Linked DNA regions of Homo sapiens: region 1 is linked to region 2. Evidence: chromatin contacts called from ENCODE Hi-C or POLR2A ChIA-PET data. All regions are on one chromosome and are shown on one strand. Each heading gives the region's core, a stretch centred on a gene start or an enhancer-like site at or near the end of the contact. The rest is flanking DNA. Distances are from core to core; before and after follow the strand shown. Region 1 holds the start of PEX10 (peroxisomal biogenesis factor 10). Region 2 holds the start of AURKAIP1 (aurora kinase A interacting protein 1).

Region 1 (4,651 bases), core at 513-3,012, 1.0 Mb before region 2:
CACTGTGAGGCTGGGATTTGTCGCCCAGGGTGCAGATGAGAAGAGTGGGGAAAGCAGTCCTGAGCCAGGACAGCGGTGGGGGATGCCTCCTAGAGCAGGCCCTCCCGTCAGGGGCCCATCATAGAACCCAGTGTGAATCCAAAGGAGCCGAAGCCTCCTCCTCAGAATCAGACGTGGAGCCATGAACCCAGGGGCCAGAGCGGCATCTCAAACTGTTATCTAAGCATTGACCAGAACACATGATCACCTCAGCGGCTCCACGTGGGCGATGCCGGGTTGCCTGGTCCACGGATGAGGGGTTCAGCCCAAGGTGCTCAACCCAATCAGAGGGCAGCCTCTGTGTCCAGGAGACACGGGTGCACCCGCGGGGTCAGAACTCCAAAGGGGCGCGGGGGCGCTGGGAGGTTTGGTAGCCAGAGGGCCTGCGGGGCGGGGCCACCCAGGCCATGCCCCTTCCCTGTAAGAGGGGCCATTCCTGCAGTGTGGGGCTCTGGCTTTGTGACTGGGCTGTGCCAGTCTGGGGATGATCCCACAGCTGAGCTCCTGTAGATGGAACCAGAGGTGAGGCAAGGAACTGGAGGCCCTCCCCACTGAGGTCAGCGGGGCGCAGACGCCCCCTTGTCGTGCCCTGCCTTCCTCCTGCAATCCTGCAGGACTCTCCAGGGCCAAGTGCTGCCCTTGGGGCCAAAAAACAGGGCCTTCTCCTTCACCTGCCCTGCAGCCATTCAGGTATGTACCAGGCATCTCCTGCCCTCCCTGGCCAGGCGGCCCCAGAGGCACAGGCCGCAGACACCGCAGGCGACCTGCGTGGGCCTCCAGTTCCCGCCCCAGCCCTTCCCACCCCCAGCTCAGGGCAGGTCCAGCTGTGGCCAGCGGCTGGGGAAGGTTCTGTCCCCTCCAGGTGTGCGGCCTTGGCAAGTGCTTCAGGCCTCCCTCCGCTCGTCCCCTGGGAGCAGAGGGATCGGAGCGCCTGCGATGTGGTTCCCCAGAGCACCTGCGGGGCTCAGGCCAGGCAGGGTGGAGGGTGGAGGGTGGAAGGCCACCTTCCGCCCGTCCTGGAACCACGCGGCGGCTTCCCGGCTGCCCCCCACCCGCCAGGCCCTGCCTCCCGTGGGCACCAGGGGGGCGTCCACACCAAGCCGGCCGTGTGCTTTTCGCGCAGGATTACTGGGGAAGGCGGCTGCTCGGGGCCTGGAAGGTCCCGGGTCTCGCCTCGTGCCCCTCTGGCCCCCAAACCGACCGGCTCCCCGGAACTGGCCAACCCGCGCTGAGAGCCCGCGCAGCTCAAAGGGCGCGAGGGCGGGACCGCCGCGGCCGGCGCTGGGAGCTCGGCTTCCCGAAGACCCAAGCGAAAGCCTCCGTCTCCCCAGCCGTAAATGGGCCTGCAGCGTCTCCACTCCGCAGCGCTGTCCCCAGTGGGAGGGCGGCCCGTGGACGTGCAGGGAGCAGAGCAGGGGCCCCTGGCAGCGTAGGACCCCGAGGTCGCAGCAACCACGCGGCCGCGAGCCCATCCCGCTGCCTCGCCAGCGCCCCTCGCGCGTGCCCCGCCCCCACCTCGGCTCGCGGGCCCCGCCCCGCTCCGCTCCGCCCTGCGCCTCCGACTACCTTCCCGCTGCCCCGCCCCGCGCTGCGCTGGTTCGGACTCCAGCCCCGCTTCCGCCCGGGCCCTGGCCCCGCCTCCAGCCCCAGTCCGGCCCCGCCCCAGCACCTTGACGCAGAGGTCTGCGCCGCACGCAGAGCCACGTCGTGCCGTCATCAGTTCTCGCCCGTCTGGGCGTGGGCGTGGCCGGCGTGGCTGCTCGGGACCACCCGAACCCGCGGCCATGGCCCCGGCCGCCGCCAGCCCCCCGGAGGTGATCCGCGCGGCGCAGAAGGACGAGTACTACCGCGGTGGGCTGCGGAGCGCGGCGGGCGGCGCCCTGCACAGCCTGGCGGGTGAGGGCCGGGCGCGGCCGGACGTCCTCGCGAGCGGCCCAGGGGGTGTTGCCCCTCATGGAGGCGGGGTGTCTGCCGTGTGTGGTCACGGTCGCCTGGGCCCGTCCCACAACCTGGGACCCGGCAGTCTCCTTCGCCTGCCCTGCGGCCATTCAGGGATGTGCGGGGCACCTCCTGCCCTCCCTGGCCAGGTGGCCCCAGAGGCACAGGCCGCAGACACCGCGGGGGACCTGCGTGGGCCTCCAGTTCCCGCCCAAGCCCTTCCCGTCCCCAGCTCAGGGCAGGTCCAGCTGACGCCAGCGGCTGGGGAAGACTCTGTCCCCTCCAGGTGTGAGGCCTTGGCAAGTGCTTCAAGCCTCCCTCCGATCCTCCCCTGTGAGCAGAGGGGTCAGAGCGCCCGCGGCGCGAACGCCTCATACCTCGGTCCGGTTCACACTGACCCCGGCCTTTCCTAGGCCTGAGCAGCAGCCCAGGCCCCTCGCCCTGCTGACCCCAGTGTAGGCTCAGCCAGGCCCTGCCTGCCTCACCAGGCCGGGAGCTGAGTACAGAAGCCAGTGTACTCAATGAAGCAGCACCTGTCATCCCAGCAGTTTGGGAGGCAGAGGCGGGAGGATCGCTTGAGCCCAGGAGTTTGAAACCAGCCTGGGCAACATGGCAAGACCCCGTCTCTACAAAAAATCTGAAAATTAGCCGGACGTGGTGGCGGCGTCTGTAATCCCAGCTCTTCAGGAGGCTGAGGCAAGAGAATCGCCTGAGCCCGAGGGATGAGGCTGCAGTGAGCCATGATTGTGCCGCTGCACTCCAGCCTGGGCGACGGGGCCAGACCCCATCACCGATTAAAAAACGAAAAAAAAAAGATGCCGGGTGTGGTGGCTCACGCCTGTAATCCCAGCACTTTGGGAGGCCGAGGCGGGTGGATCACTTGAGGTCAGGAGTTCGAGACCAGTCTACACAACATGGTGAAACCCCGTCTCTACTAAAAATACAAAAATCAGCAGGGCGTGGTGGCGCGTGCGTGTAATCCCAGCTACTTGGGAGGCTGAGACAGAATCACTTGAACCCGGGAGGCGGAGGTTGCAGTAAGCCAAGATCGTGCCACTGCACTCCAGTCTGGGCAACAGAGTGAGACTCCATCTCAAAAAAAAAAAAAAAAAAAAAAAGGCAAAGCCATCAAGTCTTTGGGGGGTGGGGCAGGCAGTCGTTAAAGGCATGAACTCCCAGCAGAACGTTTCAGGGAGCAGTGGCACTAGAGCCCAGTGGTGGGGGTGTCGTGGCCAAAGGAACAGTGCCATGGGACAGGAAGAGCATGGGTAAATATCAGAGGACAGCCAGGCTCCGTGCCGGGAGGCCCATGGGTGTCAGGTGGGCAGCCATTGGTGGATTCTGAACAGGAGAGTGACATGATGAGAATTTTTTGTGTGTGTACTTACTTGTTTTACAGTACACTTGGCACTTACCCCTGTGCCAGACACTGTTCCCAGTGTTTTACAAATATTGAATCTTCAAACATCCCTCCAAGTAGGACTTATTACTCTTCTGATAGATGAGCAAATTGAGATTCCAGAAAGACCTCACAGCCAGCAAGTTGGAGAGCTGCTTTTTGATGCTAGACAGTTGGCCTCTGGCCTGTAATCTTAATACCCCAGACCATCTTTCCATGTGGCCCTCATAGGCCCTAGAACAGTTGCTCAGGGGAATCCCGGAGCAAGAGATGAGCACAGGTGGGAGATTCTTCGCAGACTGTCTGCAGCTCACGCTAAGGCAAGTCAAGGTGGTGCCTCCGGAGACAGAAGCAGAGAGGGAGGCCAGGGAGTGAGTGTTGGCTTCATGGAAGGGGTGGGACTGGATCTGGGCCTAGACAACTGGGGGAGGACTGTGGTCCCTCATCCTCAGAGGATGCCCACCAGCTCCCCCGGACTAATACTGTTTCTCCTCTCAGGTGCGAGGAAGTGGCTGGAGTGGAGGAAGGAGGTTGAGCTGCTCTCAGATGTGGCCTACTTTGGCCTCACCACACTTGCAGGTAGAAGCTCCCACGGGACCTCAGGACTGAGGGCAGCCACACACACCAAGTCTGGGGACGGTGGCCAGGGGGCTGCCAGGCAGTGTGAGAAGCTCCTGGAGCTGGCCCGGGTGAGGTTGCTTCAGGGAAGTGCAGGAGGTACTGCTCCGAGGGAGGCGAGGCATCTGCTCCCAGCAGGGAGCCGACTTTTCCAGCCTTTGTGTGTCCCTGGGGTTCTTTGTTTAAGACTTTACCCCGGGTGCCACTGAGACCCATTTCTCAGTGGCCAGCCCTGGTGGCACCAGTGAGTCACAGTGCTGAGCCATGTCATAGGGTGCAGTGCCCGTGTGACAGTGCCCTGGTGGAGCAGTGGTGGGTCTGTGGCCCAGGCTGGTCACCACCCTTTAGAGGGAGTTGTTGACAGAAGCTCTCAGGCTCCCAACCCCAGCTCAGCATGTAGCAAGGACCACCGAGTGCCAGCCTGGTTCCCTACGAGGGGCTCGCCCCGGGCATCCTGCCGCCATGGAGAGTGTGCTCGGTGGGCGGGAGACAGATGTGGCTGCGTCACAGAGCATCTTGGGAAGTGAGGGGCTCTCAGAGATAAAGACCACGTCTTAGGGAAGAGCATTTTCCAGACCGGCAGAGCAAGCAGCCGGGAAAGGCCCTGAGAAGAACACGTCCTTGGCGGTTTGGGAGAATGACCCCGGGGGGCTCGTG
Region 2 (4,920 bases), core at 1,177-3,676:
GCTCTATCACTCAGGCTGGAGTGCATTGGCACGATCTCGGCTCACTGCAACCTCCACCTCACAGGTTCAAAAGATTCTCCTGCCTCAGCTTCCGGAGTAGCTGGGACTACAGGTGTGCACCACCACACCCAACTAATTTTTTTTTTTTTTTTGGTATTTTTGGTAGAGATGGGGTTTCGCCATGTTGGCCAGGCTGGTCTCGAACTCCTGACTTCAGACAGTATGCCCGCCTCGACCTCTCAGAGTGCTGGGATTACAGGCAGGTGTGAACCACTCTGCCCGACCAAAATTCTGAAGTTTCTAAAGAAAAACTTTCCTGAAGACAAATGGGTATTTTGGGGAAAACAGGTATGTGCAGCAACTGTGTACTTCCCTTGAGAGACTAGAGTTCCTTTGTTTAAAAATTAGGAATCATAACCCATGCACCCTCCCCGATTCTTCCACTGCATTTTTTCTTCCTCAGATGTTTGTAAAGGATTGATCTTCCTAGTCTAGTTCCAGCTCATCTAGCTTGGCAGCTCTGCTCACACAAGCATCTGGCGCTTCCAACAAGTGTTCCTGCCACTCCTGTGGGCGGCAGCCAGTCAGGTCTGGCCCGGGCATTCATCGGGGTGGCCACTGTCTGCAAGCCTCCCGGGCCGGCTCCATGCAGCTCCTGTAGCTGAATGATAATTCCCCAGCCTTGTAGCAGCTGGGTCCTGCTCTAGCTGGGACCTTTCCCTTTTGGCCTGGAGCCTATTGGGTACAGGGACCCCAACAGAGTGGTCTTCCTCACTTCACCTCCCTGAAATTACTTCCTGAGAGGGGGAAGGACACCCTGGTTCATCCTGCTCCTCAAGACTTTCTCAGACTGAAATGTCCACATCCCGTTTCTTCTACCAGTCCCTAACTCAGGGGAGGTACTTATATCTGCACGTCAATGCCTCAGAAGCCTGAAGGCCAAGGTTGCCAGCCCAGGTTATTTCTGGTTCTCTGGTTCTTCTCAACATGCTCACCTGTTCTCTGATGGATTCTTTGCATCTCCCTGGACCCCAGCCGGGTGAAGACAAACACAGGGGCACCAAGGTGAGGGCTGCTCTGGAGGCACCAGTCTGCTCATTTACGGCCAAATCCACTAGGGGAAGCTGTGCAGCAGGGGTGAAGGGCGGGCCCGCAAATAACGTTCGTAAACCTTCCTGCTTGGAGTCCCAAGTAGCCCCTCTGAGGGGTAACGTAGAGTCATCTGGGGACCTCAGTTGTAGAGGTGGGCCTGGAGCCTGAACTTTATGTCCTCACACTGGCCTATCCTACCTGTCACTCACTGCTTAGCCAGGCTGGGCCCGGCAGATGACCTGGCCTTTCCACTTCCTGCTAAGCGTCCCTGGAAGACCCTCCTGCAAGGCAAGTCTCCGAGCAGGCCCAGCAGGCTCTGCTCCACACCCCTCTCCCACCAGGCGCCCCTGCAAGTCCATGCTGGGGTCTCTATATTAGCCAACCTCACGGAGGTCAAAGGGGCCTGTCTGGAGTAGAAAGGTGAAGCTACACGTTGGCAGCGCCTACTCTGGGGAGCATCATTAGGGGCTCAGCCAAACCCAATCCACCAGAGAGGCTGCTTTTAGTTCTCAGACAAAAAGTGTGAGTCTGATTTTTATTTTATTTATTTATTTATTTTTTTGAGACAGGATCTATGTCACCCAGACTGGAGTGCAGTGGTGCGATCTCGGCTCACCGCAACCTCTGCCTCCTGGGCGCAAGCGATTCTCTTGCCTCAGCCTCCCGAGTAGCTGGGATTACAGGCGCCTGCCACCACGCTAGGCTAATTTTTGTAGTTTTAGTAGAGACGGGGTTTCACCATGTTGGCCATGCTGGTCTCGAACTCCTGACCTCAGGTGATCCACCAGCCTCGGCCTCCCAAAGTGCTGGGATTACAGGCCTGAGCCACCGCGCCCAGCCTGCGTCTTATTTTTTTTTTTTTAACCCCAGGAATGAGGAGTCGGGGAGGCCCGGTACCGCAGGCTCAGTGCTTATTCCGGGTCCTTGGTCTCTAGCAAAAACGGGGGAAATAGCTCTAGACGCTTCCGCCTTCCACGTAACTCCACTTCCGTTGCCAGATACGTCACTTCCGTAGTCTTGAGCCCGCACTTCCGTCGGCCCGTTGGGAATCCGGCCCCTGGGTGGTCCGGAAACGATTCTGGACCTGCGGGTATATCCAGGGCCCGCACCCCCTGGGATTGTGGGAAATGTAGTTTTTTGCCTCCGTAAGGGACCAGGCGGAGCTGAGGAACCGCGCGAGGACTGGGACCGTGATTCCACTAACCGGAAACCGTCGCCTTTCGGGCCCGGCGGGGCCTGAGCCAATGCAGAATCGGGGGCCGCGAGGACGCCAGCGGGCGCTGTGCGTAGGAACCGCCGGGTGGCCGCTGCCGATCGGGGCCGACTTGGGGACGGACCGGAAGTGCCCGAGGGCGGCCGCAGAACGGTCAATTTGAGCCGCGTCGAGGTCGGGCTTGGGAAGGGTCAGCGGGAGGCCTGAGGGCGCCGGGCGCTGCGGCAGGCGGGCCCGGGGTCCAGCCGAGAGGGTCCGGGCGCCAGGCAACGCGATTCGCGCGGGGGTGAACCCGGGGAGGGGGCCGGCCTCCCCGTTCTGGGACCTTTCGGTGCGTCCGAGCGCGACACCGCCCGCGTCGGGGGCTTGGGAGCCTCGGGGCGCGAGCTGTGTTGGAAGCAAAGTCCTCCTTGTGGGTTGGGGTGGCGGAGGGAGAAGGGAAGCGAGGGTCGCGGCGGGACCAGACGCCCCAGTCCCGGCCCGCCCGCGACTACTGAAGGCGCTGCCGCCTGACCTGAACGGGCACTTGTGTTCCAGCTCCCCTGGGACCTGTGGCCGCCGCCCACAGACCATGCTCCTGGGGCGCCTGACTTCCCAGCTGTTGAGGGCCGTTCCTTGGGCAGGTAGGAAGCCGCGCGGGGGCGGATGGGAGGATGCACACCTGGTTAGGAGTGCGGGTCTCAGCAGCTCCGCTGGGGCAGGGCCGGTGGCCACACACACACTCTTTCCCCTCTAAGCTTCCGATGCTCACAGAGGGAACCTCAGGGGTTCAGGCCAGGAATGAGGTGCGGGGGATCCTCGCTGGGACGAACCTGCTGCTCCTCAACCCGACGGGCCTGTGTGGTCTCGCGAGCGGTGACCGTGGCGTCTGGTTTTCTGCAGGCGGCCGCCCGCCTTGGCCCGTCTCTGGAGTGCTGGGCAGCCGGGTCTGCGGGCCCCTTTACAGCACATCGCCGGCCGGCCCAGGTAGGGCGGCCTCTCTCCCTCGCAAGGGGGCCCAGCTGGAGCTGGAGGAGATGCTGGTCCCCAGGAAGATGTCCGTCAGCCCCCTGGAGAGCTGGCTCACGGCCCGCTGCTTCCTGCCCAGACTGGATACCGGGACCGCAGGGACTGTGGCTCCACCGCAATCCTACCAGTGTCCGCCCAGCCAGATAGGGGAAGGGGCCGAGCAGGGGGATGAAGGCGTCGCGGATGCGCCTCAAATTCAGTGCAAAAACGTGCTGAAGATCCGCCGGCGGAAGATGAACCACCACAAGTACCGGAAGCTGGTGAAGAAGACGCGGTTCCTGCGGAGGAAGGTCCAGGAGGGACGCCTGAGACGCAAGCAGGTGAGTGGCCCCCTGCTTGGCCCTGGGAGGGCAAAGTGCTGAGAACACGTTTCTTTGCCACGAATTACTTGGCGGTCCCTCTCTCTGCGTCTTGCAGATCAAGTTCGAGAAAGACCTGAGGCGCATCTGGCTGAAGGCGGGGCTAAAGGAAGCCCCCGAAGGCTGGCAGACCCCCAAGATCTACCTGCGGGGCAAATGAGTCTGGCGCCGCCCTTCCCGCCCGTTGCTGCTGTGATCCGTAGTAATAAATTCTCAGAGGACTCAGCCTTTCCTGCGGGTCTGGAGCTCCATTTGCCGGGTGTGAGGTCTCTCAGGATTGAGGCTGCTGCCAGTCCCAGGTGTTGCAGAAGACCCGGGCAGCAGGGTGGCAGATTGGCCGTCCCTCTCTCTAGCTGGCTCTTGGCCGCCGTCCAGAGGGTGCTGGGCCTGTAGGAGCCCCAGCCTCGCTGTGAGCAAATGTGTGCTGTGTGCAGTTCAGGCTAGGTGCTGTGGGATCACTGTGAACAGATCCCACAGCCCCTCCCTGAGCACCACATTCCCTGGGGAGGCCGACCCGGATGGCAGAAGTACAGGGGGACAGGACTGGGGTTTAGGGAGCACCCGGAATGCACGGGGTGATTCAGGTGTATTTCATGAGTGGAGGGTCGGGGAGGGCCTCATTGGGAAGGCAGGAAAGGTTCTGGTACCACTGGCAGTGGTGGATGGTGCCCGCCAGGCTCCGTGGACGTGATCCTCCAGTGGCCCTCCAAGCTTTCCGGCTACAGGGCCAGGGTGTTGGCCTTCCCAGGCATGTCTGCCATCTCCTGGGGCCCTGAGTGGACGTGGGGACTAAGCAGGAAGAGTTGTCCCAGAAGGGGTTCGGGGCTGGGGGGTGGCTGAGGAAAGGGTCTCGTTTACAGGGCCGAAGAATCCCTGAGGCTTAGGTTGAGCCAGAGGCCCCTGGTGTCTCCACGTTCCTCTGGGTGAAGAGGAGGAACGCATTATTCCCCCCCCCTTTTTTTTTGAGGAAGAGTCTCATTCCATCACCCAGGCTGGAGTGCAGTGGTGCGATCTCAGCTCACTGCAGCCTCTCCCTCCCAGGTTCCAGTGACTCTCCTGCCTCAGCCTCCTGAATAGCTGGGATTACAGGTGCCCGCCACCAAGCCCGGCTAATTTTTGTATTTTTGTTAGAGACAGGGTTTCACCATGTTGGCCAGGATGGTCTCGATTTCCTGACCTCAAGTGATCTGCCCGCCTCAGCCTCCCAAAGTGCTGGGATTACAGGCGTGAGCCCCTGCGCCTGGCTGG

The links. A loop is a pair of places that touch in the nucleus more often than their neighbours do. ChIA-PET counts read pairs that join two places held with the same protein, here RNA polymerase II (POLR2A). Pooled maps may share reads with other maps.
Region 1: a map with no recorded cell type shows a loop between it and region 2 (26-fold over the local background). The contact joins the promoter of PEX10 here to the promoter of AURKAIP1 in region 2. A Hi-C loop is called at or near these places in 1 of 37 single-sample maps with no recorded cell type and 1 of 50 pooled maps. POLR2A ChIA-PET finds 5 or more read pairs at or near these places in 1 of 52 experiments (activated T-cell).

What each region holds. Positions count from the first base shown.
Region 1 is chr1:2,409,675-2,414,325 of GRCh38, reverse strand. It overlaps PEX10 (peroxisomal biogenesis factor 10), which reads left to right and starts at 1,762. Exons shown (of 6, transcript NM_002617.4): 1 at 1,762-1,935; 2 at 3,875-3,955. The coding sequence starts at 1,824. RefSeq lists enhancers at 793-1,372, 1,373-1,953, 1,954-2,534, 2,535-3,115 and silencers at 1,037-1,636, 1,797-2,176.
Region 2 is chr1:1,372,713-1,377,632 of GRCh38, reverse strand. AURKAIP1 (aurora kinase A interacting protein 1) reads left to right here and starts at 2,426. Exons shown (of 4, transcript NM_017900.3): 1 at 2,426-2,479; 2 at 2,843-2,928; 3 at 3,188-3,633; 4 at 3,731-3,897. The coding sequence starts at 2,877. The coding sequence ends at 3,832. RefSeq lists silencers at 2,436-2,615, 2,636-2,685 and an enhancer at 1,735-2,640.